Regions from separate parts of the Mus musculus genome. Here regions 2, 3, 4 and 5 are each linked to region 1. The links are chromatin loops, found by intact Hi-C in ENCODE. Cell type or tissue: heart. All regions are shown on one strand. Each heading gives the region's core, and the rest is flanking DNA. Links, peaks and the distances in the headings are about the cores only.

The links. A loop is a pair of places that touch in the nucleus more often than their neighbours do. Peaks named below come from ENCODE experiments on the same cell type or tissue, not always from the same donor. Only the 100,000 strongest peaks of a DNase experiment are listed, where the experiment ranks them.
Region 2: it touches region 1 in a loop (2.4-fold over the local background); 2 of 42 quality-filtered maps call a loop at or near these places.
Region 3: a loop joins it to region 1, with 2.8 times the contacts of the local background. A loop is called at or near these places in 5 of 42 quality-filtered maps.
Region 4: a loop joins it to region 1, with 4 times the contacts of the local background. A loop is called at or near these places in 12 of 42 quality-filtered maps.
Region 5: it touches region 1 in a loop (2.3-fold over the local background); 3 of 42 quality-filtered maps call a loop at or near these places.

What each region holds. Positions count from the first base shown.
Region 1 is chr6:4,900,037-4,906,294 of GRCm38, reverse strand. Gmfg-ps reads left to right here and starts at 3,081. Exons shown (of 5, transcript XM_030255708.1): 1 at 3,081-3,247; 2 at 6,004-6,096. The coding sequence starts at 3,081. It overlaps Ppp1r9a (protein phosphatase 1, regulatory subunit 9A), which reads right to left and starts at 3,320. Exons shown (of 16, transcript NM_001363809.1): 1 at 3,264-3,320; 2 at 1-1,069. The coding sequence starts at 848. In heart, for the core only: a CTCF peak has its summit at 3,346; DNase peaks (open chromatin) are centred at 2,044, 2,624 and 3,234; H3K4me3 peaks cover 2,107 bases; H3K27ac peaks cover 2,043 bases.
Region 2 is chr6:5,079,916-5,086,173 of GRCm38, reverse strand. All of the region lies in intron 6 of Ppp1r9a (protein phosphatase 1, regulatory subunit 9A), which reads right to left. Among named protein-coding and RNA genes, the nearest start is that of Gm52886, 28 kb to the right of the region's middle. In heart, for the core only: no CTCF peak of the experiment used is centred there; no DNase peak of the experiment used is centred there; H3K27ac peaks cover 658 bases.
Region 3 is chr6:4,597,462-4,603,719 of GRCm38, reverse strand. It overlaps Casd1 (CAS1 domain containing 1), which reads right to left and starts at 2,809. Exons shown (of 18, transcript NM_145398.4): 1 at 2,419-2,809. The coding sequence starts at 2,551. In heart, for the core only: no CTCF peak of the experiment used is centred there; DNase peaks (open chromatin) are centred at 2,219, 2,339 and 2,929; H3K4me3 peaks cover 2,165 bases; H3K27ac peaks cover 2,258 bases.
Region 4 is chr6:5,107,697-5,113,954 of GRCm38, reverse strand. It overlaps Ppp1r9a (protein phosphatase 1, regulatory subunit 9A), which reads right to left. Exons shown (of 16, transcript NM_001363809.1): 8 at 2,902-2,955; 9 at 125-354. Among named protein-coding and RNA genes, the nearest start is that of Gm46949, 43 kb to the left of the region's middle. In heart, for the core only: a CTCF peak has its summit at 3,353; a DNase peak (open chromatin) is centred at 3,354; H3K4me3 peaks cover 775 bases; H3K27ac peaks cover 2,488 bases.
Region 5 is chr6:4,554,204-4,560,461 of GRCm38, reverse strand. No RefSeq gene overlaps it. Among named protein-coding and RNA genes, the nearest start is that of Gm33959, 30 kb to the left of the region's middle. RefSeq lists an enhancer at 5,396-6,258. In heart, for the core only: a CTCF peak has its summit at 2,586 (motif pointing left); no DNase peak of the experiment used is centred there; H3K27ac peaks cover 399 bases.

The DNA.
Region 1 (6,258 bases), core at 688-5,687:
GCCACTTCCGGTACTGGCACAGCATCGCTCTTCTGAGCATCCTCTGTATCAGTATCTTGTTTGTTTGATGGAGGCTTCGAATTAGAATCCTTGAGACGGCCAAAGGTATCCAGATTGGTGACGGTAACAGATGGTAAATTGAGGGGGTAGTGCCCGGTCACCGAGTAGTCAGCGCTCTCAGCCTTCCCAGAAGTGAGAGCACCTGGAGGCTCACTGTTCTCAAACACAGCACTCAGCTGACTCACAGTAGGAGAGACCGCTTCCGTCCGGGGGCTCAGGCTGTCCAAGGAATCACTGCTGCCTCTGTTGGACTTGGAGCCACCCCACTCATCCTGTGGTTCAGTCCCTCCACCTTTCTCTTTCTTTGGGGAATAGCGATGGTTTTGCCCTGACTCATGCACACTTCTCTCAAACATCTTTCGAGTCTCCGTGAACTTAGCATACGAAGGGCCATCATGCATTGTGTCAAATCTACTGATTCGTTCAGAGACAGAGGACTCCAACTTAACCACTGAGCCATCCGTTTTCTCCACAAACTCTTTGGGCTTCATTCTTCTCTGAGGGGACGAGGGCCTACCTTTCCCCCTGGTTTTGGCAATGATAGCAGCATTCTCGCTGGGTTCCATACCCATCTGCATAAATAGATTTTTAATTCTGTTGACATTGGAGCCATACTTTCTACCTCTGCTCTGCTGGGAGCCCTCACCTTCTTTCGTTTTCTGTTCCCCATCTGACTTGGGTTTGTCAAAAGTACTTTTCAGTGCCTGGAACTCTGTTCTGTACGCATTCCTGTGAGGAGAGGCACTTCTGAGAGTGGTCCGCTCCCCTGAAGATTCCGCCTTCAACATGTTTACTTCAAGGGTGAAAAGCCAATGCTCATAATGGTCACTGGGAAAAACAACCAAAAAGCCAAACAGACCTCTCTTCTCAATCCCCAGTGTCTGACCAGGCACAGGGCCGCTCAAATGGCACACTTGTCCCGTGACGATTCCAAAGGCTGTATTAGAAATGTATTCACAGTCAAGAGTTACACAAAATAGCTTTTTTCAAAGCAAGACTAGAGGTTCATCTGTAATAGAAAAGAATGAGTTTCTGAATTCATATGTTTATGTGAATTTCTCTTCAGTGAACTAGTCAACACTTAACACCTTGTTTTCTAAGTGTTTTCGCCACACATCAAGTCAATTACCTCGAAATGGGACTTTAAAGTTAAGAAGCTACGGAGTTATTCTAGTTTGTCCTTGGTAACAAACATAACTTGGAGATGCTTGCAAAACACACACACACACACACACACACGCACACACACACACACGCACATGCACACACCACTTGACACCACTTGACAATAATGCTTTAGACCAAGTTTGAGGTATTTCTGTGAATGAATTATGAAAGAACTCGACAACTCATTTACTTCTTTAAAAAAAAAAAATCAAAATGGCCACTTGATTTGGGAATTTTCCATAACCGTGCAGAACAGGGAAAAGTTTGGAGTCTAACGTTCCCAAACTCTAAAAATATGGCTACAGAGGCTTCTTCGATGGTTCTGAGTTAATAGCCTCATGTACACCATGCTCAAGTATCAGTTTCAGGACAAAACAGACAGAAGTAAGTTCTGGAAGGTCAATTAAGTTTTACTGTAAGTTTTTCTATGCATTGTTTGGAAGTTTCCTAGCCAAGAGGCTATTATTAACTAAGGAGTGGAGTCTCCTGGGAATAGATGCCTGAGAATGTGACAATCAGAAATCAGGTATGCCATGACACTTCCTTCCACAGTCCTGATTTGTCTACTCCTTCTGGCCCCTAACTTACTTCAAGATAGGAAGAAAAAAAAAAAAGTGAACGCCATGCATGTTTGCTGTCCTCCAGCCCACAGCTGGGTTTTCTACCAGGACGCCAGCAGCCCAACACTTCAGGCACTCAACGCAGTTCTAAACATTTTTTTTCTTATTATTCTGGTTTGTTTTGTTTTGTTTTAATGTTACACGGAACCACATCACGCTCACGCACCATCAGCTGAGAGAGCTTACACTTTCACTTAAATCAGCTCCAAAACTCGCTTCCTGGCCCAGCAGGCACGCATGCATGCATGCATGGCCCATGCAGGCAAACAAGAGAGGAGTGTGGTGCCTGTGGTTTGGGTTGGTTTTTGTTTTTGTTTTTTGTTTTTTGTTTTTGTTTTTTCCTTTATTTCTTTCTTTCCTTTTTGGAAAGCGTTGACAATGTCCTTTTTACCCATAAACACCCTCCCCTCTCCCCTAGCTGCACACCCCGCTCCCTCCCACCGCCAATTCAAGCACGAGGGGGCGGGGGCGGCGGGGGCGAAGGGGGCCGCCGGGGATTCAAAAACCTGCCCTCACAAAAGACAAACATAAATAACACCAACTTGAGAGGCAGCCGATTGATTTTCCCCAGCCCGGTTCGGGACGCCATCCCTCGGCCCCCGGGGCAGGGCCGGGAGAGCAGGTGACGCCAGGCGCTAAGGCAGGAGGAGGTCGCAGTCTAGCCTGGTGCCAAGAAGCACCTGAAGTCCTAACACATTGGCGGCGGCTCCGGGCCGCTGCCAGGCGGATCCCGGTCTGTGGCACCGGGGGAGAGACGAGCTCGCCGGCCACACTGGAGCGGAGGGAGAGCAAAGGCTAGGGTGACAATCACACGAATGCCTCTGCTTTTCCTCCCAGTGTGCCGGGGAAACAATAGATCCCGCAGAGGATCAAGCCTCCCTCCTCACCCTGGCGCTCCCGGACCGCAGTCCACCCCCACCCGCCCGCGGGTCCGCCTTTGTGCACGCCGCCGCGTCCCCGCGCTCCCGCCGCCCCGCCACCCGCACGCCGCCCCCTTACCGAGCGGCCCGGGCGGGAGGTCGGACTCCTTCGGCGCTCTTCCCCCCCGCCCCCCCGTGACCGTGCGGGGCTCGGCGCCGACCGTGTGCCCTCCGCCCGCTCGTCACGGCGCGGCGCGCGCGGCGGCCGCCTGCACTCGCGCCTCGGCCCCCCACGCGCGTCTTGCCCGCGCGGGGCGGCCCCGGGACGCGCGCTGCGCTCCCCCCACCCCCACCCCCCACCTCCACCCCAGCCATGGCGGCCCGGCCTGGGGACCCGACGCGCAAGCGGGCACCCTCGCCTGCGGCCTGGGATCGGGGACGCCGCTCGGCCCACGTGCGGGGCCCCCCACGCCGGGCCCTGAGGCCCGCGAGGCCCGATGGACTTAGGGATCAGGCCGCGGGGATGAGGAGGGCCCCGGGGTAACAGGTGCCTCACCTCGGCTGATGGGATTAACTCTAGGGCCGCAAAGAGAGGGAGCCCAGCAGCGAAATCCCAGGAGAGGGAGAGAGGGAGCCTCTGGCGGCCAACGAAGGGCGAAAGGCACCGGCCCGAGGCAAGGCCGCCCCACCCCCAAGACCGTGGGCGAGGGGGCTCTGGCACTTAGGGCAAGGCCTGTGCCTTCCAGATGCTGAGGACCCCACAGTCTGTGGTTAAGTCTGTGACCCCAGGCATCCAAGGCCTGGCCATGGCCTGGGCTGGCCTAGAAGGCCAAGACCTAGGCCCTAGTCTACTCTACTGTGGTGTCCACTGGGATGATCCAGCTGACCCTCAAGGCCACACTACTAGAAGGAAAGGGATGAAGAGGACTTTGGACTTTTCTTCTTGTATATCTTTTCTGTTCACACTCACTGGTTTTGCCCTGTTAAAAACTCTCACTACACCCTCTCCTCCCAAATAATGTGACAGGTTCCATACTCTTCTCCTTCATACAAAATGGACTTTGATGGTCAATATAGACCATTGATGTATCCAAAAGCCTTGTAGGGCACAGGTACCATTTTTGAAGAGTCAAAATTGTGTTTTTGCCACACGTATGTGAGGTGCACACATAATCCCAACACAGCCAAGACAGGAGAATTGAGTTTGTGGACACCCTATAATCCAGCCATTGTCTGGAGATACAGAAACAACAGCTGACCAATGGTGGCGCACGCCTTTAATCCCAGCAGAGAGGCAGAGGCAGATGAATCTTAGAGTTTGAGACCACCCTGGACAACAGAGTGAGTTCCAGGACAGCCAAGGCTATTCAGAGTAACCGAATCAGGAAAATAAAAATAAATATATAGTAGCAACAATAGCCTGAAATTGTGTGTGTGCATAGAAAAAGCTGCAAGATCGTGTAACCCTCTCAATACAGGCAATCTAGAAAGAGGCGAAAGTACTTAATATTCCATATAGCACTGAATGTTAGATTTAGAATTTCAGTAGCCATGGCAGGGGTCAGGCTACCGCCCTTCAGCCTGTCTGTTCAGTGCTGCCGCTCTTCAGCCTGTCTGTTCCCTAGTCATTTAGATTTTAAAATTCTCAACCTTTGCTTTAATGCAGAATTTTTAGAATTAGCTCGTAGGCTGCAGGATTGAGGCCTGTTAAAGGGTATTTTAGAGTAGATAGAGACACTTAGGGTACGATGAAGGCACACTCCAGAACACAGCTGGGCATTCTCTGAGGCTTTCTCTTTGTTTTCCTTCCAGTATATACCATTTCCGATATATATCATTCAGGCCAGTTTTGAAACTATTGTCTTCAAAGGATGAGCAAAGAACTTAAATGAGATACTGGGGTAATCCCACAGGCGTGCCCTCCAGGTTTCAATTGATACTGTAAAATTCTAGATCACCCTAATTTTGAAAGATAGGCTATCTTTACTGTAAACAAATTTCTTGGCCTGTCAAAATAGCTCAGCAGATAAGAGCACTGACTACTCTTCTTCCGAAGGTCCTGAGTTCAAATCCCAGCAACCGTATGGTGGCTCACAATCACCCGTAATAAAATCTGATGCCCTCTTTTGGTGTGTCTGAAGACAGCAACAGTGTACTTATCTATAATAATAAGTAAATCTTCTTTTAAAAAAAAGTTCTTGTTTGAGATTTCTAGAAAATGTCTAGAAAAAGAAATGAGGTACTTCCAAGGTCATTTGTGGCCTGTCCTTAAGCTTGGCTCATAGCTATTTTAACGTGTGTGTGTGTGTGTGTGTGTGTGTGTGTGTGTGTGTGTGTGTTCAACTTTTACAGCAAATGTCACTAATTGTGCTGGAAGTCTTGCCTCTCATTGGTAGAAGTGGACTCAGCTCTGGGATGAATATCTTCTTTTCCTTCCATGTTCCAGTAATTTCCCCCATCTTTATATTCTGCCCTAGAATTATCTTTGCAGATACATTCCAAGCCCTCCCCAACCCCAATTTATAACCAAAATAAAAATGGTACCGAACCATATGTGTGTGTACTTATTCTGCACATACCTAACCACCAAGCTTAATTCAACTAAGCCACAAAAAGTTAGCAATAAAAAAAGGGAAATGAGCCAGGCGTGGTGGCGCACGCCTTTAATCCCAGCACTCGGGAGGCAGAGGCAGGCGGATTTCTGAGTTCAAGGCCAGCCTGGTCTACAAAGTGAGTTCCAGGACAGCCAGGGCTATACAGAGAAACCCTGTCTCAAACCCCCTCCCCCCCAAAAGGGAAATGATACAATACACTGCAGTAATTAATTAAAACAATGTTTTCCTAACAAATTATATTTTTAAAGATTCACTTGATTTTTGAGTATGTATTTATGTATCATGAGATAGTACATGAATGAGATAGATAGTACATGTTTCTGGTCTCCATGAATACATACGGGTATCAGATCTCTTGGAACTGGAGTTACAGACAGTGTGTGAAGCTACCAGGTGTGGGTGGTGGGAACTGAACTCAAATCCTAAGGAAGAACAGTACAGCACCTGACCACTGAGCCACCTCTCTAACCGGAAATATCAGGACATGTTACAGAGGGTTGGGCCTTGGGAATGTATTTACAGCTTCATTTCCTAGAAAACAAGGATGAGAGAATAGCCAGGCAAGTATACACAAAGAATCTCGGTGCTATGAAAGGAAAATATTTCCGTTTCTAAATAACTCTCTAGATCCTTAATTTTGTAGATCTGATTTTCAGATAGACATTTTTCCCCTTTTTTAAGCGTCTCCATATTCTCGGTCCTTACCAAGAAACTGGCATTTCCTGTCTGGGAAGTGGGTGCTGCTGCTATAAGTATCAGCAGATGTAACCGACAGTATGAAGGAGCTGTGGTTCCAGCCTCTACTTTGGGAAAGAACATTTGTGCTGTCTGGGATAATCTCCTGGAAACATTTCTGTCATTTCAACGCAGCATAGAAACCAGGTTTTTTGAGAGAATAGCCTAAATAAATACAGCATCTAATCGCTGAGTTCTGTC
Region 2 (6,258 bases), core at 772-5,771, 180 kb before region 1:
CTCTCCCCGTATCCCCTCTCCAGTCTTGCTGTGTCTCATACTGACTCTCTCCCTGCATTCTATGCAGTTCTCTTTCTTCATCACATTTTAAACTACAAATATATGCTGAGTTTCAGAAGAAATACAAGCACATCATTTTTTGGGTATGTTCACATAGTAAACTACACGTCTACTCTCTCTTTTTTTTCAATAAAAATAGATAGTTATATGGCCAGGTGATGATGGCGCACACCTTTAATCCCAGCACTTGGGAGGCAGAAACAGGTGGATCTGAGTTCAAGGCCAGCCTGGTTTACAGAGTGAGTTCCAGGACAGCCAGGGCTACATAGAGAAAACAGTCTTGAAAAAAACAACAACAGCAAAATAATAATAATAACAGTTAAATGTATTTTTGAGTTCATTCATATATATAATAAACTTATATGTACCCTTACAATCTCCCTACAACTTCTGCAGAACCAGCATCCACATGTTCCCTCCAAACTTCATGTCTTCTTTTTAAAAAATAACTCACTGGGTGCAATTACAGTTGCTACCGGGAAAATAGGCAACTTAACCAGTGAACACACTTCTGGAAAAATAAAAAGGACCCTTCCTTCCCCAGAAACAGTCAACAGCAAGCGCTCTTCAGCTAGTCATTGCCAGCAGGAACTCAGCTAGCTGACATGAGGCTAGAGATGAAGGGAAGACACCTCAGCATAGTAAAGGCTGTAAGGGTAGCAGAGCCACCTTCATGACACATGAAGACAAGACACTTGGAATGTTCTCACGGACATCAGAAACAGGACAAAGCCAGTTTGCTTTCACCAGTTCGCTCTCATTTAATCCAGTGCCCAGATAGAGAAGGTAGACAAGAGACAGGAACAGAAGTCAAAGCATCCCTGTTTGCAGACAACGTGATTCTATTCATCATGGAATAGAGATTCCACCAGGAAGTCCCTAGAGCTGAAAGCTGCAGGTTACAAAGTAAACATACCAAAATCAGTAGGTACCACCCTCTATGCCCAAAACAAACATACTGGAAAGGAATCAAGGAAACAATCCCATTTACAGTAGCCTCAAAAAGAATGAAAACATTAGCTTGGGGTAAAAGTGTAAAATACTGAAGAAATTGAAGAAGACACTAGAAGACAGAAAGAACTTCTGTGTTCATGGATTGATAGAATTAATACTGTAAAATGACCATAAAACCAAAAGCAATCTATGGATTCAAAATCACTGCCAGCAAAATTGCAATGCAATTCCTCACAGAAACTGAAAAAAATGTGTATGGAAGCACAAAGTTATATTATAGAGCCACAGGAATGGAAAAACCATCATGGTATGGGGCACAAAGACAGACACAATCAATGGGATAGAAAATAAGACCCATATACCTGCCTATGGACCTATTGCCACCTGACTTTTGACAAGGATGCTAAAAGTGCATGCTGGAGAAATGACAGATCTTCAAAACACGGTGCAGGGAAGACTGGGCATGTGGTTGTAGACGAGGGAAAGTTCACCCTGGTCTCTCAACCCAAAGGAAAAATCAATGGCACATCAATCAAAGATCTCCAAGTTCCATCTGAAAGTGCTAGAGGAAAGAGGAAGAGGTGTCCATCAGGACATGGGTCTGGGAAGGACTAAAGCACCAATCACGAACAAGTGGGACTTCATGAAATTAAAGTTTTCTGTGCCACAAAGTAACCATTAACTGACTGAAGAGGCATCTACAGAATGGGACAAAAACAAAATCTTTGTGTGCTAGTTATCTGACAGAGGATTAATGTCTAAATTATACAAAAAACTAAAAACCCTAAACACCAAGAAAATGAACAATTCAATAACAAGAGGCTAAACCAACCACAGCACACAGCTGCTTACTAAGAGGCAAGCTGGCTTCCTGGGAAAAAACTGTATTCAACTGAAAAAAATAAAATATGTCCAAAGTTGTAAAACGTCATTTATACTTGTCCACATGCTGCCTCTTTAGCACTTCGTGCTCCGTGGTTTCAGTGTGATAAACTGTTTCACTGAATGAAACAGGCTGCTCGGCAGACAGTCTGTCCTTTCAGAGAAACAAAATGGCCTGAAAGGACTGGACAAAGTAGGGCTTCCTGTTGTTTTTGGATCTAGCTCAGAAATGAGTAATATTATACTATGACAGCTAGAAAGAATAGTAAGGATATATTTTAAATAATTCCATTATATTTTTTCCAAACCACATAAATAAAATGAGGTACAAAAGGATGACCACGCAAAGGCAAAGACTCCTGACCTGACTCTATCATCGGTGGCTCTGACTTCTCTCTATCTGTGATCGCTGGTGATACACACAAAGAATATTCTTGAAACTCAGAATGAGGTATAGGATGACATTCTGGAATGGATATAGTTTTCAGAGCATGTTTTAAATAACCTCATGATTCAGTGATGGAGATCAGTAAATATTTGAGTTTTACAAACAAAACAATATAGTTTAAGACATTTAAAGATCCTACAAAAATGTGGCCTCTGGAACACAATTAAGATTTAGCTGTCTCATAAGTTGGGCTCCTTGCATGTCATCAACACACTGACCCCATTAACCACACGTGATTCACGTAAGCTCCACTATGAGGACTTAAAGTAAATTGTCTATTTTGGACTCGATACTGTGTTCATCCAAACACATAATGAAAATTTAAGACCAAAGCATCGGAAAATTCTTTTCTTAAAAAACAATCATATTTAAGCAGAAAATAAATTGCTATGTATATTATATTTTGCAAATATTAACCAGGTCTAATGCTGCATTTCTTTCTGAAGGTTTTCCCTTTAATTTGAATGACAGAACATTTAGAGTTAGAGGTTAAATATGCCCATGGTTAAACACAAGGAAGTGAGTCCAACTTATAGACCTGTGTATAAAAATGAATGTTATAGTTTTCAAACCACACTTTCAGATTATTATTCAATATACAAAACACACAGCTCCAGAAATGCTTTTCAGGGAATAGGAAGTTAATAAAACGTGTAGAATATTTAATTTCACACACCGAGCAAGAGGGCAGAGATAAGCAGAATTTTCTGCCAAAAAACAAACCTTAAGGAAACGGTTGTTATTGTTATTGCAGTTGCCAGACACTCCTTGCAATTCAGCCACAGTGTTCTAAAATGTTGACAGAAACAATTAAAAGGGGCTTCCTCCCAACCCCAAAACAGCAGGAGAGAAAAACACAGCAGTTCAAATGCTGGCTGGACCACACACTGTCCAGTACAAAGAAGAGACTGCTGGGCCTCTGCACTCAGCTCCCCAGATCATAGACCCAGGGTTACATCTCTTTGCATTGCTATAGTCACAGTAATAAAAAAGCTAGCCACAAACATTGCCAGCTCTTGCTCCCATGGGCCAAGCTGTTTCCAACCAGGAACAGCAAACAGCGTTAAGTCAAACTTAGTGTTAGCCCTGTAATATTTTTCACACAAAAAAGATATCTTTGTAAACATCTTTTAATACTCATGCAATCAAAGTTTTCATTACACCTTTCCTTCCAACTGTTACATGTTCATAGAAACAATAAAAACAAATATTCCCTTGAGTAGCTGCTTTAAATTGTATACAATACATTGAAAGATTCTTCTAGACAAAGTGTCACAGTATGATTATAATGATATGAGTTTCTAGTAACAAAAACAAATAGTAAAAGAAGTTGTATCTTGAAAGAGTCAACTGAAGTGATGATTAATCATGTTATAATCTGTTGCCTAAAGAGAAGTTGAAATGTCACTTGTGATAAAAGGCTTTGGAATGTAATAAATCCTCCATTATCAAAGGATCTTTAAGGAAGTAAAATAGTCATATAACATTATAGTGAGTGTAAACTGATCCCTTTTAACTTCAGATTGACCATATTCATTTTCTACATCAGAGATGCAGCTGCAGTTAGTGCTGTTGCCAGCCTGACCACAGCCTTCAAGCCTTTCAGGCTTCTTAGGTAGAAAGACAGCCAAAAATACAAGTCACTGCAAAAATACATAACAGAACTACATCACCTCACCACACCAGCTGAACACGGACAGTTACAGATTATAATGGAAGATTAAATGTTGGTAAATTTTTCAAGTAAAATTTACCATGCACACAGAGCTTCATTGTATGGTGTTGAGTGAGGGGTTTACTGAATCCTCCCTCCATGGATACATTTCAGATTAGTAAAGAAAGAAACAAAGAAGGAAGAAGAGGAGAGGAAAGGAGAGAGAGGAGAGGAGAGGAGAGGAGAGGAGAGGAGAGGAGAGGAGAAAAGAGAAGAGAAGAGAAGAGAAGAGAAGAGAAGAGAAGAGAAGAGAAGAGAAGAGAAGAGAAGAGAAGACAAGACAAGACAAGACAAAACAAGACAAGACAGACCCAATAAACATTCTTTCTCTTAACCCCAGAAATGCTACCCCTCATTGCAGATGTGCACACATGTGAACCTTTGAGCCTTCGGCTCTCTATCTCCTGCTCTTTGGGGAATCAATGCCCCCATCCTCTGGCCTCCAGGCAGGGCCACTTTATTTGTGCTTTTGAAAATTTGAATGGTTAGCAGAGAGTGCACAGAACGGGAATGCAAATTCAAACAGACCTGGCTGTTTGCTTATTGGAAACTCTTCTAGTTTAAATATTTGGAGAAAAGCAGAAGCAGCAGAAATTTAAATAGTTTGAGGATTATCTATACATTTCAAATTCTATTAGAGCATGACTTATAATTTCCTAAAGCGTTACAGCAGATGAACAGAGGCGTAAGTAATACTCGACAATCTCTCCCTTCACAAAGGGCTAGTGTCCTTTAACAACTGCAGGAAATATTTCTCACATCCAGATGTTTCCTGTACAGCCAATTCAAGCAACCTGTCAACGTGATGTGCTCCAAGTTAAAATGAACCCTGGATAATTTGATCGAAACCAGAAGTGCTGCACCATTCTGTGGGCAATGCTCATCTTGGTGTTCAGTTGGGAAGGAGCTAGCTGTACTTGCTTGCTCTGTATGTAATCAGAGGGTTTCCTGGCTCTGACGAGGGAAGGTCACAGGAGATATTAGCAAACGAAACGATTCTAAATTTGAAATCACAAGATGATTCCAGGAGTTACCAGGGAAGTGGAAAGTCAAGCAACTGATTGTACGCGTTCAGAGCCTGTCCTAACAAAGATACGCAAATCTCCAAACTGCCCAATTATACAGGAAATTAAATCAATTATTCAAGGCCCATCTATCCACTGGATATCCAATATTGGTCCTTCTCATTTCCTTCAGATCTTGGTCATTTTACTTTCCATTAACAGAGAAAGAGGGTAAACAGAAAACAGAGATAAACACCCCAATCCTCCAACTTAATATTTGGTAGTGTTAATGAAAACTCTGGATCAAGCGCCATTCCTAGAAGATGTAAGCGTGGAGTGAGCTCCCATTGTTCACACAGCCTTTATCTCTCCTGTGAAGATGGAATGAATGGCTGCTCTGCCTGTGCCTGCAATGGCCAGTGCTGTGGACACCTGAGAATGGAGAAGGCTGCAGGACAAGCACAAAGCCTGACTGACCTCAGGGAAGTCAGTGCTACTTGCAGTAACACAGAGGGCTCCAGACTTCGACTGTTACAACCCGTAAAAGGAAGAGGACATTCAACTTGATCCTTTTTGTAAAGCATTTCTGTATCAATTAATCTTTCCTTCGGACTCTATGTAGATGATACGCATTGCTGCCTACAGTAAAGCAAATGTCCAAGTATTCAATGCCCCTATTATGAAAAATACAAAACAAAGGCTCACAGACCTGAAGAACGACAAGAAATGCCATCACTCAAAACAAGAATCCTCTTAACATGCTTTGTTGTCCAGTTATTCTGTGTGTCTGAATAGAGACAGAACCATGAGGGCAAACACAGCGTGAGCTTACGCTGTGGGGCTCAGGCTTTGAGGCCAGGGAGAGCATCAAGCTGAAATTTGCTAACCACTAGTGCAGCAGCTAGAAAAAAATCTTGGCTACTAAATTTACAGGGGGAAAATATCTATCTCCAGTGCTTTAGAGGCTCAGTGAGACTGACTCGTAGACAAGTGTATGATCCCAGGTTTTATGCAATCATTTTCCCCTAAAAAAATCCGTTCAAGTGGCAATGAATTCTGTTTGTTTTTGTCAAACAAACACCTAAATAAGCCCCAACATGTAAAGAAGAAACTTTGAGTAATATTATGTCCCTAAGTATGAATGTTCATCAGATTCATTCATTCACTCAAGCTATGAAATTAGAGGAAAATCAGCT
Region 3 (6,258 bases), core at 473-5,472, 300 kb after region 1:
TAAAGTATCGAGCACTAGTGATGAAGTTCATCTCTCAGAGCTTCCACCCAGCTCTAAGAAAGGCAGTCTGTAACACAATGGCACCAGGCAAGCTGACTGGTACTAAATCATAGCTCAGCCACTGACTAGCTGTATGTTCTCAGGCAATTTGCTTAACCTTTCTGGCTTCATCTTTAAAATGTAAATAATTCTCTAATTCACTGAATCTAAGACACATCATTATTTTTTCATACAGGAAAAAAATGTTACCAATTAAACTTTGACATGCAATCAAAGTTTTAAAGACTCTTCTTGATTACAGAAATGTTAAGGGGTGGGGGGATGAAACACCGTACCTCCTAGAGGCTCTAAAGACAGAATGAATTACGAAAAGCCCTTAAACACTGCCTGCATACAGTAAGTGCTCAATCTAATGCACGGTTTTGGGAAGCTTTACTTTCTAATAATTCTTTGAAGTGGAGTAATTTTCAAAGCAAGAGGTGTGTGTGTGTGTGTGTGTGTGTGCATTTGATGCATGTTCATACTCACACACCCAAGATCTTAGCATTTCATGTCCTTTCCACTGTTCGTCTAAGAAACTCCATTCTTGTTCCAAATGATTCTATGTGAATCAAGCATATATGCATATCTGCGAAAGGCACTGCACCTGACATGGTTTGACACTGCCAGGGCAAAAATGTTCCTGGTAAGATGTTTAGTTTCTCCTGCACAGACTCTGGTTCAAGTTCCTGATATTCAATCTGGACAAGCACATATGACAGGTGTACTGCTTCACACTCAAGGCACTGAAGCACCTTTGGAAACTCACAAGTCCCTTCTGGAGGAGGCTTTACAACCTGACTCATAAGGCCCCATCTGACATTCTATTTTCCTCCCGATGATGACAGACCTTGGCAAGATGCAAAATATAACCTAAATTTAAAAATTAGTATTCCACAAGCTTAGCAAAAGACAAGAAGCACAATAAAAAGACAAGCAGGCAGGGCACAGTAGGTTTACATTTGGGACAACATTGTAGTCATAAACTTTAGCTCCATTGACATCACAAACACAAAGTTGAATTAGATGACAGTCATCTCATATCAAACTAGCATAAAAAGATTAATCACATTTAAAAGAAACATGTTCTCTGAGTTATCAACAGTTGGTTCATCAGTACTGCTAATTGTGTTGTATATATGAAAATGTAGGCTTTCTTGATGTCAGCAGTAAGAAGCCAAGGCTCTGATAGGTCATCTGCTATGAATCTGTAGAGGACTGGAGAATTAGCCATAAGGATCTTTTTTAATTCAATTAAGCTATTTGTAAGATAATATATTTAAAAGATACAGCTATGATACTAAAGTTTAAGATCTGGAAAACTCAAGAGTAGGTAGAAACAAACCATCAAGTTTGACCAAAATGGCCTCCACTTTGAGAGATCATGTGAAATGGGAATACAGCCGAGACTCTAGTACTCTCGTGACTGGGCTGTACAGTATAAATGGGCCCAGCGCTAATGTGCACGTGGCTGTCACATTTGTCTAATTATCTCACAGTCACCAAGAGCTGTCCATATAATGACTTTTAGGATACCAAAGGTCAAAACCAAAAGATCCTATCATTATAATTTCCCTCCTACTGTCAGTGACTGTCCTGGTGGCATTTATCGTAAGGAAAGGGGAAAAAAAATCAATCAAAAAAACAAGCAAATATCCCTTGACAACTGAAGGATAATTCCTTCTGAGAAGAGTTCATTGGTTCCTTTCCAGCTTTCCACCAGTATGTAAACCCATATTGAAGGCCAGCTTTCAAAAGGCTTAACTATTTGCTTCGCCCGCTCACGTCTAGTCCGGTCAACTCCTTAACTCCTTTAAGAAACAAACAAAAACCAAAATCCTGCCTCAGTGTCTTTATTTGTAAAAACAAAAACAAAAACTGTGCAACCCAAACTCTTGAAAAGTGTTTGAAAGGCTGGTGGCACCTCCTCCACGGGAGGGAGGTGGGCCATGGGCATCTTTAGCCACACTGGCCCTTTTGGCAAAAGTAAGCAGGGCGGCCCAAGCCGCTGTCCAACCGTTGGGCCCTGAAGTGGCAGGGCAGGAGGCAGACCCCACGGGCGCACCGTGTGCGACCCCAGCATCCGGGAGGCGGTGCCGCCAGGGCTGCCCCCGGGGGCCCCTGGTTCGACCTCCTGCACCGGGGCGCGGGGCCGGGCGCGCCTCCGGAGCCCCGCTCCAGCAGGAGGTGGCCCCGAGAGCGGGAGGCTGGGGGCAGGGGCCCGCAGGGGTCGGCCCGGGCACGTGGGGCGCCGCGGGGCCGCGGGAGGCCGCCGGCGCGTGGGCGTGCTGCGGCGGGGGGCGGCCTCCCGCGCTCGGGGCCGCGGCGCCGCCTCCCCCCGGGCCGAGCCGGCCCGGGCCGGGGGGAGGGCCGGCTCACCTCGGTAGCGGCGGGACGCGAGGTGGCACGCTGCGAGCAGCAGCACGGCCACCAGCGCCAGCACCTTGGCGCTCCTCACGCTGAAGTAGTGGTTGATCTCCCGCTTGCCCAGGTTGTAGGCCAGAGCCGCCATCTTGGTTCCTCCATGACAACAGTGCGCGGCGGAGCGGGGAAGGGGCGCCGCGCAGGGGCAGCACTGGGGCGGCGGGCGCCGTAGCCAGCCGAGAAGCGGCCGCCAGCTCCCTTGCCCGTCGCCCGAACCGCGGGCCGAGGGGTCCGAGCCTGCGGCCTCCGTGCCGCCGGCCTTCCCCGTGCCCTCGTCGGCCTCCCCCCAACCCCGCCGCCGTTGCTCAGCCGTGCCGGTGCCCCAGGCGCCCTGGCCGCCTGTCTCCTCCCCTTCCTCCTCCCTGGTAGCCTCCTGCCTTAATAGCGGCTGCGCCTGTGACGGGGGTCCGGATGCCCGGGGCTCCGGGGTCACCGGGCCCAGACGGGCCTCCGGGGTCACCGGGTCACTGGCGGCAGCGGGCGGCGACGGCTGCACAGGCATGGTGACTGTATGGGTGTTGGGGGGGCAGAGGGCCAGGGCCTGCAGCCCGGCCCAGATGTCAGCTCCGGGGCTATGCCCAAGTGGACTGGCAGCTACCTGAGCCCAGGTTAGGGCAATAGAACTACTGTTCCGGGAAAAAAAAGTACACTCCCTGCTTCCCCCATCACACCCTTTCTGGACTTTCTACTCTCTGCTCTCCCACGGTCGTGGGGCCTTAACGGCAGGCCACCCACGACCTGTCTGGCAAGTTCCTCTGCACCTAAGATGCTGGCCAGGTGTTGGGGTGGCTGTAAATCCGAACACCCAACTCAAGTGTAAGGCCCATGTTCACCGTTTAATACTCAACTGCCCAATGTGCTGTTTGTCCAGTTGCAGTGGGTGTAGATGCATCCTGTACAGTGTGTCTAAGTTGGTGTGGATGTCAGTATAAGAGCCCCTTTCTCCTTTATGTTTACACAATATCTTTGTTGACACTAAGGTTGGCCAGGGTAGCAGATTGGTTGCCTGTGGCAATCCTTAAACTTGGTTAATGTTTTGTGATTATCAATAGACCCAGCACTCTGTGTGTCCTTTGAAAAGCATTCTTATTCATACCCTTGGTCTTGAGTTGCCTTGTAGACAAGAATGGCTATTTGCATGTTGTGGTTAGAACAAGTAAGTCATTGTTGAGTTGGAGGTGTTGGCAAGTCTTCTTTACAACTTTTAGCCAACCCCAACCTTGTGCTTCCAGACCCTTCTCAACATTCTCGAATGTTAGAGAAAAGGGACTTAGAGATCCTGTCGAGTCACTCCCATCCTCTCCACTGAAGGATTTTTAAAATTATGTTTCCAGCCACAATCATCATATGATGATGAAAGATTCTTGTCGCTTAAATGAAATCACATACATCACTGTCATAGATATAATGCTAATAAGCAATAAAGTTAAATAAGTGTACAAACACTTAGGCACTGTTCCCTGCAAGTGGTCGCTTAATTTTGGCTCTTTCTTCTGATCTGAGGCTGATCACATGCTGGCAGAATTGAATCAGATACGACAACAACCAGATAACTGGGCTAACAATATGTGGCCTGCCAATCACATCCTAGACACATACTATGATGTCATCAACACCAAATTAGAATTTCTGATCCACCTTCAATAACCAGAGCTAACCCCCAGGGTTGGCCTAATGCTAGCCAAAAATAAAGAAACCTGACGTTGTACTTAGTTGTGCTTCCCAGAAGGCTTTCTGAGATACTGGGAAAATCTGGGAACCCCTTTGTCCTTTCCTCTGTGTTAAAGTTAACCCCTCTACCTATTTCTGCTTTTCCTGGTAGATATCTCCACATAAGATGGCCCTTTCCTGTGGCATCTATAAATGGTCCCTCTCTTAGCTGATGCCTTTCCACTGATAAATGTCCCTTTTTAATTAAAACCACCACTAGATTCTGTGTTCCAAGTTATTTGCTTCTTTGTTTCTTTTAGAAGGAGTAGCTACTTGAAATTTTCACTTGCTTGGTTCCCATTCTGTCCTGAAGAACTGAATGGTTCTTTGCTGGTGGTATGGGTATTTCTTGTTAAATCCAAAGGACTCTCCTCTTTCTCTCTCTCCCTCTCCGGCCCTCTTCCCCCCTCCCCCTCCCCTCCCCCTCCCTCTCTCCCTCTCTCCCTCTCTGCCTCTCTGCCTCTCTCCCTCTCTCCCTCTCTTCTCCCTCTCTCTCTCTCCCCCTCTTCTCCCTCTCCCTCTTCTCCCTCTCTGCCTCTCTCCCTCTCTCCCTCTCCTCTCCCTCTCTCCCCCTCTCTCTCCCTCTCTCTCCCTCTCCCTCTCTTTGTCCCTCTCTTTCTCTTTACCTTCTTTACTTTCTGATATTTTTTGTAGGTTCAAATGCTGTTGAATTTTCTGTTATTTGGTGTTTGTCTATCAAGTTTTTTTCCTTCTCTAGTCTTGTTTTTTGCCTCTTCTTCAGAGCACTAGCCAGGTGCCAGTTATCAGGCTGCTTCTAGTGGTTCCTGGCAGAGCCATCCTCACCATCAGATAGGTCCCCGTCCTCTTTAAGGGATCAGTTACCTTCTGTACACACACACACACACACACACACACACACACAACTGTGTCAGGCCATATTCATGTGTTTATACTGTACCTATAGAGCTACCCTCTGCTTCTCCCCAGTAGGACAGTTTTTGGTTAGCAATTGTTGGCATTTCAGATTTCAAATTATCTGTGGTCTTTTGCTATCTACGTCTAACCTACAAATCTCAACTTTATACATGATTATCCAAGCCAATGTTTACACTGTCTTCAGTCTCTTCTAAATAGTTCTCAAGTCTATTGCTCACCCCTCCCTCCATCTCCTAGAGTTTGCTTTAGTTAAATGTATCTTTTCTTGCTGAAAGCTAAAATCATGAAATTAATAGTCTCCTGCTTATTTGTCTAACCCTAAGGGATCTAGAATGTTTAATTCATAGCAAGTTACTGCTTTTCTAATAACATTAAGGAGGAGGGAGAAGAAGAGAGAATGTGTGTGATGTTTCAACTGTATATAACTTTAAACCAAATTACCAAAGCGTGCTCATGCTCTCTCTCTCTCTCTCCATTCCCTTTTCCCGAAGATGTCACTTGTGTCTGTGCCCATGTCCCTCGAACAATTTGCCAACTGCTTCCTGTCTTCAGACACTCCTTACTACATCACACACCCTTTTCTCTTAACTCTCAGACTCCGGAAGGGAGCACACTATGGCCATTCTCCTTGGGACTACTGCCTGCCTTTGTGGTGGAGAGCAGACAGGATCTCAACATACAGCGCCTGCTGCATTGATTTGCTCCTTACCACCTCAGCCTCCCAGAGGAGGGAGTTATGAGCATGCATCGCCACGCCTGGCTTTACATATTTAAACAGAGAAATGAGGAAAGTGGCACTGTGCCTACTGTTTAAGGAAACCTCTCTTTAAATGTCAGCCAAGGGGCTGGAGAGATGGTTTGGCAGTTAAGGGTGCTTGCTACTCTTCTAGAAAACTACAAGCTGGTTTCCAGTAGCCACAAAGTCACAACCCCCTTTACTCTGGCTCCAGAAAGTCCAACACCCTCCTCTGGCCTCTGAGGACACACACAAGCACACACAGACATATAGAAATAAATGGTTTAAAAAGGAATATCTGTATACATAATGTAACATATGTTATATATATATATGCATTTATATATAATGTTTACTAAAATCTCTTAAGAAATCAGCAATAATGAAAGTATCAAAAGTCAATGAAATAGTTTACCTCTACTTATTGCTAAGGATGGTTCCTAAGTTAATGT
Region 4 (6,258 bases), core at 577-5,576, 210 kb before region 1:
TGGCTGTGATCTGACAGGGACAGCCCGGCCTGTCCTTCTGCCCCCTCTGACTAGTGTAAACACCCGGGGACAAGCCTTCCTCTCCCTGTGCCTGTGCTGCCCTTAGCTCACTATGAGCACTTACTTTTGCTGGAAGTCTTTGATCAGCTTCTTTGCTTTGTTGTATTTCTTTTCCAGGGCTTGGTACTGGCTCTGAGTCTCTTTGAGATGCTCATTCACCGTATGACATAATGTCTGAGCCTCGATCCAGTAGCTCTCCAACTTCAGCATCCGTTCTTTATTCTCTTCTATATTCTGTTGCAGTTGGTTCTTTTCTAGTTCCCACCTTACTTTCTCATTTTCGGCTGCTTGAAGCTGGAGAAAACAAATGTCAAGGCAAAAATAATTTGGGCATGTCTGTAGCACCATCTCTCCACACTATTAGCTTTTTAAGATAAAACCCTATTGTTATATACAATCAGTCAGTCATCAAAACAGCTCAAGATGAGAAGAGCAACTGTTCTTTCCATATCCATAGAGGATAAAACGGAAGGCTTGAAAAGAGAAATGATTTGCTCAAGGTTACCCATCTGATAAAAGACCAAACACAAATCTGACATGAACTCCCATGAACTCTCTTTGCTAGCATGCCGTTTGAAATACTGCAAGCAGGAAATGGTGTCTAGCGCATCACTGATTAGGTCCACTAAATGTTGACACACGTTGTTTGAAAGCACGTTAAATAAAGAGTAGGACAGGAAGTTGATGATTAATTAAGAAGGGAGCGGGGGTGGGAAAGGAGCAGAAGCAAAGGCACTAATGGTGAGGAAGGGACTTAGCTTATGGGTTGTTCTCCTCAACACGTGGGCACGAGGTTCAGGCTTCTAAGAGTTACCACCTGTGTCTCGGGTGGTGACTCAGGTGCCCTTAGAGTCAGAGGGCACCTGTGCTCTCACCACTCTGCATCCTTGCAACACCTCGTGGGCACCCTAACCATTTGAGAGAGTCAGCTCCTGTTACTGTGCTTTTAACCCTTTGGGGGATGTTTCTAGGTTGTTGATTTCAACTGACATGAACACATTCTGTCACTCAGTATATCACAGGGAGTGTTAAATACATCTACAGCTTTTCAAACCTTACTTTATACTATGTATAAAAGACAGGGAAAAAATAAAGGCATTAATAGTTGTCCTGTTAATTTAAATCCCTCCAACGGATCAAAAAGACAGCTCTGTGTAGTTTCTGTCTCTGGAAGTTCTTAGAAACACAGAGTGCAGTTTTTTTTTCTGGGCCTCTTGGTTATAGAGTCCAGGAAAGAGGAAGCCGGTCCAGCGCTGCTCTTAATACAGAACTCATGACACTGAGTTTCAGATGAGGGTTTAAATTGCCCTGACAACCACGTTCTCTTCACCTTGCTACTCTGTCTACCCTTTCTACGTACAAAGCTATCAAGGTTCAAATGACATCCCCATTCTATAGAGCATTGAACAAATGGAGATACACATTCACACAAATGTACACATTTCTATGTCACAAGAATAGTTTTGTGAAAAGTATTTTACTAAATACATGTGGACAAGAGGTTACAAAGTAAAGATTAGTCCCAAACACTGAAGTGAAGAAATCTATATAACATTGATAATAATCACATGTTTTCAAGTGTTATCATATACCAACCTAAAAGGAAAATATAAAATAGTAATTTGTAGACTTTTCTAAATTAATTCTTCATAAATAAATGCCTAAGCCTGTCTATGGGAGCATTTATAAACACAGGGGCTCTTTTCCCTATTTGTAACCAACAGTTTATAAGATCTGCTTTTTAAAGTCAAAAAACAGTTTTCAGATAAAAAGGGCTTGGTTTTTTACAGCATCTTTAATGAATGCTTTATAGCAGTTGTTTAGGTACCAGCCCTGCTAGCTTTAAACTTAAAATTCACGGTGCGCCGCGGACACCATGAATGATGCTGAAATAAGCTTTGACTAGAGAGCTCCAGAGCGTATTAGTCAGGAATGCCACTTAACCAAAGTAGCCAGCTAACTCATCTCCACTTAACCAGCTAACTCATCTCCATTTAACCAGCTAACTCATCTCCATTTAACCAGCTAACTCATCTCCATTTAAAACACATGGAAAACCCAAAGCATGTATTCACTGTGAATCAGAAAACAGATCACTCGACGTAGGCAATAATTATTTTGTAATTTTAAAAAGACTATGGAAACAATACAGCATCGTTTGAAAGCAACTGAAGATATTTTTAAGTCTCTGAAAACATACATTTGATAGAAATGAACAACAATAGCTAGAACTGTATCTTGTACAAGAATTTTACAGTTTCCTTTGATGTCTCACTATTTCATAGAGATTAAAAATATTTTCTTTTATTAATATTTTTCTCTTCAACAAATTTAAATAATGTGAAGTGAGTATATCTCAAGATTTCCAGTAGCAGCTGAATCTAAATTAATTACACAATGCATAGAATGAGCTTATAACTTTACTTCTTAGACATGGGAAGTTTTTCCTAAAAAGAAATTAATGTTCCACATTAAAACAATACATTGCTTCCAGTAAATTAGCTGAAATTATTATAAGGTAAATGACAGAAAGGAGATTTGCTATACCAGCTTATATTTTAGAAATTAATACACAGATGCTTGAGCCATTAAAAATATTATTTTTAATGAAATTTCAGAGAGACTAAACAGTTTAAATCTACTTAAAACACCAAGTGCCCTGTGGCCTTCTCTGGTTATGTGCGGTTATGCTCAGTCTCAAGACAGGTCCATCGATGTACTTAATGTTGGAAATGACCATCTCATGGAAATATGCTCTCAAGTGCACGGGAGCAAATCCATTACTCCCAGAGTATCTGAAGTTTAAAGAGTACAATTCAAACACCACGGAGCGGTGCTTACCTTGGTCTTCAATTTTTGAATCTCTGCTTCTGTAACTGCATGTTTGATTTGCAACTGAAAATTGAAAAGAAAAACATCTCAACTAAGAGTGTTTCTATATTTTTAAAGACTCAGCAGCGAGAAGAATATCTTATGACACAATTAAAAAAATGCTCAGGACCCTGCTGCATTGCAGCAGGTTGTAATTACAAATGTCTAGCATGTAAAATGACTCAGTGGGTGCAAACTAATTAAACATAGGGTTTATGACTCACGGTCCCTAATATCCGATTAAGTTACCAGTTTAATTGCTAAGGGGCCAAAGAAAAGAAAACTCATTTCTTGGCCTCTGCTGCTCTGCCTTTACGATCTGAGCGTCCAGGAGCTGTTTCCTTCCTGAGGCTCGCCCACAGAATGGCTTGAGCCAGCCAGTCAACAGGCCTCGCACAGTGTGAAGAGTCATTCCCACATCGTGCAGAAAGGTGGCGCTGTGGCTCTGTGAGTCGCTCTCACATTCCGCAGAGCAGCTCTGCAGCAGAGGAAGGAGTGGGACGCAGTGGCACAGAAATCTCCGGTTTGTTTTCCGTTTGTGTTCCTTTTTAACCGCAGGAAAGGTACAGATTCAAAATTCTGCCTTCCAAAAGATCTACCTGTATAAAGACTCCAAGCCCCAAAGCATTTTCTTTACAACACAATAGTGGTCTTTGCCATTTGTTTGCTTTACTCCCCCGCCCCCACTCCCTCCCCGACCACGACTGTTTTCCTTCTAGGGGTCATTCATTTCTTTAAGGGCTAAACACCCTTGAATTTAGGGAAAACAGTTTACAGGTTCACAATTTGTTCTCTGGATGTTTTTGATGGGAAGGATGTTTTTGAAATTCCCAATTCTCCCGGTTTTATAGGTCCAAACAGCCCAGTGGAGGGTCTGGGGAGGGAGACACTTTGCAGCCAAGCCCATGAACATTTTCTGCTCTGCAGCTGAGCACAGCCACTAAGTGATGCAGGTGGCACTGTTTCTTTTGGTTATGCTGAATCCTAAATTGGTTTGCCACAAAGTTACTGAAGACCACATCCCACCATCTCACCCCCCCCCCTTTTTTTTTTGTCCAAAGTACTTCGGAGTTAGGACTGTACCGAATCTGGGTTTCTTGGTTTTATGCCACAATCTTAGTGGTCCGTCTCACTCAGATGCCATTAGCAGATACCCAAAGTGTGAGTGTGCCAGGCAAGGAAACTACACCAAGCTTTCTCAGTGAAAAATACTGGCAGAGGTCTTTTGTGCTCACCAGAAATCCTGATCCCTTAGTGAGTACAGCGATGTGGGGAAACTGAGGCTCAGAGCAAATGATCAACCTAACTGTACAAAAAAAACCAACACTAGAACTGGATTAGATCTTGGATATCTAGGTTCTGATCTTGTGCCATTTCTCTAAAAAATTAAAGATGAACTTTATAAGCATCTACTGAGGGGCTCTAGGCAAGATGCTGTAAAGATAACACCCCCCCACACACCTCTCTCAAATAAACAGCCATGATAACCTGCCACTCAAGAATAAAGCCACAAAAGAATATTCTTTAATATACAACATGGAAATGTATATACAACCACAAGGAATTATTTTCCAGAGGTATTATATTCTTAGAGAATAAAGCAAATTCATATGCCTGGATGATTTTTTTCCCATCCATTACTAACAAAAATATCTACTCTGTTGTTTAAACTAATCTGAGTGTGGGCTCTGTTTATAGCTTTCAGTAAGAACGCGCGCGCGCACACACACACACACACACACACACACACACACACGCACACGCACACGCACACGACTAACTGTAACTGAATCAAAATGTCTACGTGTGACTACCAGAAAGGGGCAGGCAGAAGCCTCGTCAGCATCACCTGCAGCACTCCACTTAGCCTGTGCAGGCGTGGAAAATATTTTGGAAGTGAAAAATATTATCTTTGCAGGGGAGTTTTAAGAGTGCTCTAGAACCAGACATTTTCTATCAGATAAGAGCAACATTATCGGCTCTCGTGGCACCAGGGCAGCCTGCCTGGAATTCACACACAACTCTGAGAAACGGTTTCTGCACTGTGTAGACTTTTTTCTATCGTTTATGCACTGGACTGAGGCCTGTTTTGTCTGCAGGGAGCTAATGGAGCTGGAGGTGTTTTTGAAGATATATGATGTTATTAAAATGTAGCAGTGGCAAATCTTTGCCATCTTTTTCTAAGCTTAATAGATGGTGCTTTGGTTTTGGTTGTTTTTTTTTTTTTTTCCAACAAAAGTGGGTTTTATTTCAGGGAACTACATATGCAAAACAAGCTGCAATTAGCTGGTGGAGTCGTAACTCAACCTGGTCAGAAGGTCCCCACCAGGGTGGTGAACTGAGCGCAGGGCAAACCTCTAACAAGGCTGCTTGGATTCTCAGAATGTGGTTATTAATGAGCAACGTGTTGGTTACATCTCTCAGACTGTGATTACAGCTCCTTTAAAAATAAGCATCTGCTTACTGCTAAAGAGGTAACAACTCACAGCTCCCCTTGTCAGTGAACCTTCCACATAGATGGCTTTATTTAGTCTCGAGTTTATTTTTCACAGACTTAAATCACACAGTTTTTAGACTTTGGCTTCCCCTAACAACAAAAGCAGATTTGTTTTCGCTGGTACTAGCAGTTCTGGCTACCAAAGCTGTGGTGGGGATACCTCAGCCCTGTAAAGAGAGGATCCACTCTGACTCAGCCTCTCTCTTCTCTACTTCCCACCCAGGAAGTCAGTCAGAACAACTTTCAATCCGAAGGGCAGAAACTAAAAAACAAAACGAACAAACAAACAAACAAAAAACCCAACAAACAAAAAGCCAAGCCAAGCCAAACTGTTCACAGGGACAGGAGCTCAAGCTATTTAGTGGCTAGGAAGATGTCTGCGTGGGTCAGAGGATTTGTTGCTAGCCTGTAAGGACCTGAGCCTGGATCTCCAGCACCCACATTAAAAACACTGAGCATAATTAGTCACCAAGCACAGACACTATTGCAATACGCCAGCAAGATTTTGCTGAAAGGACCCGATATAGCTGTCTCTTGTGAGGCTAGGCCGGGGCCTGGCAAACACAGAAGTGGATGCTCACAGTCAGCTATTGGATGGATCACAGGGCTCCCAATGGAGGAGCTAGAGAAAGTATCCAAGGAGCTAAAGGGATCTGCAACCCTATAGGCGGAACAACATTATGAACTAACCAGTACCCCGGAGCTCTTGACTCTAGCTGCATATGTATCAAAAGATGGCCTAGTCGGCCATCACTGCAAAGAGAGGCCCATTGGTCCTGCAAACTTTATATGCCTCAGTACAGGGGAACGCCAGGGCCAAGAAGTGGGAG
Region 5 (6,258 bases), core at 549-5,548, 350 kb after region 1:
ATCAGAAAGCAGCCACATGAACCTAGCTAAATGAGACACCTCTGATTTCTCGGGCATGACTGAGATGGATGGCGCCCGCAGCTGTACCGAGCGCACGCATAGCGGAGATTCAAAACTGTGGAGTTCTGGAGTTATGCTGTCTGAGTTCACGACCCACACACATCCCCAGTAACTCGCTGTGTTCTTTTGAACAGGTTTTCTTACCGTTTCTAAGCCTCAGTTTCCTTCTGTGGAAAGCAGAGATAATAATAGTGTCTAGCTCACAGGATGGCTATAAGGACAGGATTGGCTCATGCTTTGGAGGGCACGGGCCAGGTCTGGCACCAGGCGAACACTGTGGAAGTTAGCTGTTAAGCCCCTCTGTTGGCTACAAGCACCAAAGTCCTTGACTCTAAACTACTAAAGCTTGTGGCATGTGGAAAGCGCATACTGACGCTCAGTCACGTGATGATTCCTTCACCACTTTACGCCTCTAGATTGCTGAATGTGGCTTCAAAGACTGGGCTGGTAGTGTTAGCACACTAAATTGATTTCTAACCAATATTTACTCAAGTTTCACTTCAATATTTAAAAAGTCAAAGAATTTGATATATATATATATATATGTATATATATATATGTATATATATATATATATATATATATATATATATATATATATATATATATTTGTTGAGACAGTCTGTCTACATAGCCTTGGGTCTGGAACTCACTATATAGACTAGGCTGGCTTCAAACAGAGATCTGCCTGCCTTTGTCTTCCAAGTGCTGGGATTAAAAGCGTGTAGGTTAAACTCCTGCCTAGGTGTTCTATAAATGAAGAAAAATATTCAACTTATGGAAGTCCTTTGTTTGGATGTTTGAGGTCATCCTGGAACTTTTCATTGTTATAACTGCACCGTTTGGCAGGAGAGCTTGGTTCTAATTCGGGGTTTAGATACACTGTGAAATGTGCAAAATGGTCAGGATAAAGCAGTGCCTGCCACTCTAGAACCCCAGTGGATGCTGTGTGAGCAAGTCTTTCTTTGAGCCTTTAGATTTCTGTTTGATGTTGAGTATCAGAGACCTGCAGGCTGAATGGAGGGACTTCCTACTCCAGTGGCCCTTACTCTTGTATGTAGGATAACTTTTTCAATTTCTCTTTTTTTTTTCAGTGTTATCATCTTTGCCATTGTTATTTGCCCGAGGAGGTTCTTTTTCTTTTTGTTTTGTTTTTGTTTTCTGTTTTTACTAAGCCTTGACTTAACTCAGCTTGAAGGTGTGCTTACCATTTTGCCAAATGTTCTATTAATTTTTTGTTGTTGTTCTGCTCTTTTAGCTTCAATAGAAATAAGAGAGACCAATGTGCTGGTTAGCCACAGGGCTAGCTGCAGAGCATTGGCTATATGGAATGGACAGAACGCCCAGGACTTCATGGAAGATTTGAGGATAATGCCCATCTTGGCCCTGCTCTCTGCCCTTTAGTCTACCTTGGTTTTGAGGTTTTCGATCAGTCAAATGATAGTCATTTAGTTCATTCCAAATGACCAGGGCAAGAAAGGCGTGGTTCTTCTCCCCACCCTCCCCAATTAATACCCTGGGTCTGTTTTATTTGTCTTAGAGACTGAGCATATAAATATATAGATCAAATTGTCTCTGATAGTGTCCTACAGTGCTGTCTTTTCATGATCTGATGCTTGGTACGATAAACTTGTGCTCTTAAAAAAAAAGAAAAGAAGCTATGAGTTTAATCTGACCTTTGTTTTTGCTTCCAAGACATATGAAAAGGGCTAATTCACACAGTCTTTCTCAAGTCTTGCCCCTGAGAGCTCTCCTTTACTCCCACTGCCTTGGACTGCAAGCCTGGCTACCTAAGGTCCTCACACATTTCCCCCACAATTCAAATGTGTGCATTGCTCACCACAGTGGTCACCCTCATCACCTTCTATACTGACTTTAAGCAACAGTTAAAATTACAGGTGATTTATTGTGAACTTTCTTTGCAATTCTATCTGAAAATATGAAAAGAGTAAGTTTAGGAGCATGAGAGATGCACAGTCTCTCTCTCTCTCCCTTTCTCCCTCTCAATATGATTACAGCATTTCTCCTATCTCTTTCCTCTCTTTAAACCATCCCACATACTTTGTTTCGTCTTCCTTTTTTTCTTTCAAATCCATGGCTGCCCTTTCTCATTGTTATTGCATCAAACACACACACACACACACACACACACACACACACACACACACATTTTACCTTATTTTGCATCTATGCATCCTTTTAACTGTGAGGTTGCCAAACTCTGTGTGCGCGCGCGTGTGCGTGTTCTTGTGCGTGTGTTTAAAGACTAAACTCTAAACTCACAACCAAAAAGATGGTTGATTTTCTGGACCCACGTTTAATGGCGGTAATTTGGTTGCCTGTTGCAGAGTGTTTCTGGTTGTGATTAGTTCTTGAGGTCTGGCCTTTGTTGTTTTTTATCGCAGCTAAAGGGCAATGACGGCAGCTGGAGTCAGACACTGGTGTCAGACACTGGGGGTCAATTTCGTCTTTGCACGAGGTGGTTCCATTGACAAGACTGTGCTGTGTATGTTGAGGTTGCCACCCGCTGGTGGAAGCAGAACACTTCCATTTTAATGAGTAACTGGGGCTGGGTGGCGGGAGGCCTTCTGTTCTTAGAGTGTGAATTTGCATGTTGAAATTCTTTCAAAGAGTGGTTTCAAACTCTACTGGAAGAATAAGGAATTTCACAGTTAGTATCTTGGCTGGAAAAAGAAAACAGTCACTCTTAGGAAACCTTTTAAAGAGTTGTGTTTACAACACCCCCACCCCACCCCTACAAACCCAGAAAGTGAAAAATAGTTGCAGAATTTAAAGGACCGCAGTGTTTTATCATTCTTTGCTACTGAGCTCTAAGATGAAAGCGGTTACTACTTCCTCTCTGCCTTTGTTTTTTGTGTATGCTTGCACTACCTTACCAGGTATGTGTGTCTAGAAATCTAAATGTAAGACTTTAATAACGATGCTTTATGGTGTGTAAGAAAAAAGCCCACCACTTTAAATCACAGCCACATTAAAGGGGACAGGTAGAAAAGGAAGAAAGTTCAGGGAGTGAGCTGCAGTTTTCGTCACTCCACTGGCACAAATCAAAATTCGATTGCACGCAGGAGAATTTATGATGTGATAGAGACCCCGTGTCAGCCTAGGGGCAAAGGTACCTGCTTACCTCACGTCACATCCAAACACTTTCCAGATGTGACGAGTTGCACATTATACAAGTAGAAATGTACACATGAATGTGTAATCAAGGCAAAAAAGCCAAGCAAAATATAAAAGAAAACTTCCTCATGTGAACGTCACCCATGAAATAAATAAGAAAATACCCTTTGCAGGCCCAGTGCCGAGAAGGAAAGCACATCTCTGCAAAAGGCCTGCTAGCATTTGAAAAGCACATTTTACCTCACAGCCAAACTAGGGTGTATAACTTTACACACACACACACACACACACACACACACACACACACACCACAAAATCTATAAATGTGACTAAGACCTTAAATAGTTCCTTATACTAAGGGTTGTGGAAAAAAAAACTTCCATATTTTAGAATGTTGCTGCAATTGAAAATTTTCCTTAATGATTATTTTCTTCATTGTTTATTTTGTAATTGTTTTGCTATTGATAAACAAAAATGTATGATATATATTAATAATCATCTTTTGGGTGATATTTAATGACATGAAAATTGTCCATGACACTAGTAAAATGTCTGAAAAATACACCACAGCATACACAGTTGACTTACATTTTGATAAAGAAAGAACCCTTATCTACTATACACACACACACACACACACACACACACACACACACACACATATATATAGTTTTAGAGATTGGAGGGGCATGTGCAGAGATTTTATTTGTGATTTCTGTAGTGTAAACACAGAGCAGTTTTCTTCACTCATTTCTAACTTTTTACTTCAAAACAGTAACATTCGTAGATATAGCAAGATTGTGTATTAAATACCTGCAGACAGAGCACTGTGTTAGTTATATCTTAGTTCAGCTGTTAAAACATAGTACTACCCAATAGCATATGGATAACTCTCATCTGCTTTCTCTATAAAGGAAAATGGTGGAAAGCCTAGTGTTCTATCTTCTTTGTAGAATACTCCAGACATGTGAGTACCTATCCTAGTGGCATTTAGCACAGTAACCAACAGATACTGTGGACCGCTTCCCACATGCAAGAGTGGTGGAAGGTGATGGAATGCTTTGGATATCGGTACTTGTCGAGATATGTGAGTCTCCAATGAGGAACAAACACGATGTTCAAGGAGCCACTGCTTTGTGTGACATCCTGTTGCTTTGCCGTCACAAGATGGCAGTTTCTTGAGAAGGAAAAGCTTGTGAAAATAAACAAGGAGACAACCTCACATGCGAGAGTCTCTGATTAACAGCCCGTGCTTTAGCGGTAATTTATTGATTACGTGAGCTGTTAAATAGTCCACCCACAACACAGATATGACTGCAGAATTAATAGAAACAAAAATTAATTTTTCTCAACCAACTCCAGAACTAAATTAAATAATGCCTTTGACTTGAGGGAGCCAGCGTTTTCTGATAAAAGCTTTCAAATATCTGGCATGTTAGACGTGTGGCCAAGAACATGAAAGATGATGTTAGACAAAGAATGACATCGTCTCAATCATTTTTTAATAAAGGAAACCCTACAGTTCACTGTCCAGCTGCACCCTGCTTGGCTTGGCTAGTGGGCAACACTAATATGTATTCAGAGATACGGAGATGCGGCTGAGCGATATGAAGACTTCTGTCCAGATGAGCCGAGTGACAGCTGGCTGCGCAGCCTTCCCTGCCTTCCCTGAGAGGCTTACTCACTGTCTCTAACCAAAGCAGCTAATTTTTAAATACTAATGCATAGCACAGAGCTCAAGAACACATGGGAATATTCACCCCTGAGGCATGTCAGGAGTTGATTATGATAAAAATTGCTTAATTATTTATTAGTGGTTGCTTTATAAATTACTCTGGTCTGGCTGGAGGGTGTAAACTCCGAGGTGAGGAAGAAGACCTTGGGGGGCAGTTAATAGGCAGGGGATTTGGTGCTACTGAAGGTTAATTTTGGTTTGTTTGTTTTGTTTTATCATTTGGAAGCCTTTGAGACGACCCTGTATATGTCCTGGAAACAAATATTCTAAAGGGGGTTTGAAAGATCAGATTTGTGTTTTCTCTGGATGGGACTTTCGGGAATGAAAAAACAAAGTCCTTATAGACATCAAAGCCTGAATGACAAGTTGAACATGACCTGTGGCCTGGGGGCAGGGAGAGAAGCCACCAAATATTTACCACAAAGCAGGTAGGAGAAACAGGAGAAATTTGGATTTGATAAGATATAAGGGCCAGAGGAAAGGAAAATATTGAATTTTCTGCTTCATAGAATCCCATAGTGCAGCCAGCAAACCCTTTAACTGATAACGAAATCACTGATGTCAATTAGATGGGGGGAGACCTAAGTAGCACATTGACCACTTTCACGGTGGATACACATTGTGTCCCCCAGAAATTTCCTAAGAGCAGAGTGTATAGACAAACACATGATAAACGCTGATGATGAAAAGACAGACATAGAAAAAGGCTGTGTCCCACGTCATCACAAAAGGCAGGGAAAACAGAGGAATCTTTTAGTGGTGCACATATCAGGGGCCAGGACAAAGACAGAAACAATTAGGCTGCATTAATTGTATCTGTCCTGTTGCAGTGGGTGAGAATTTCCTCGCCCCTCTAGTGAGCTCTGTTATAATGAAATTCTCCGTTCACCTCACTTGTTCATTCATTAGAATAAGTTTTATTTTTTCCCCATTACAGAGTAAATATGCAATAAGATCAAATAAATTTTGATGATTGCCAACAGATGGTGAGGGGATCTTTAGCTTTCTGGTTCTTTCCGGCTGTTCTTTCTCTTTAATTACCTTCCCCTCACTTCCTAATCCCTTCCATGTAATTCTACACCAAGATTTGCTCTAAGAGTCTCTATTAATTTTCCACAACCTCCACAGCTTTCTCATAAGATATTCTTTCTTTGTAGCTGTGTTGCTAATGGCTCAAAACAGCCTAGTTTCTACAGAAGCTTTCAATCCTACTTGAACCACATCTTTGCTCAATTTATTAATTCAGTTTAATGCCGATAATTTACAGTGCACTCTTACAATTTAATCTTCATTGCACATCTGACACAATGGCTCAGCCACTAGTA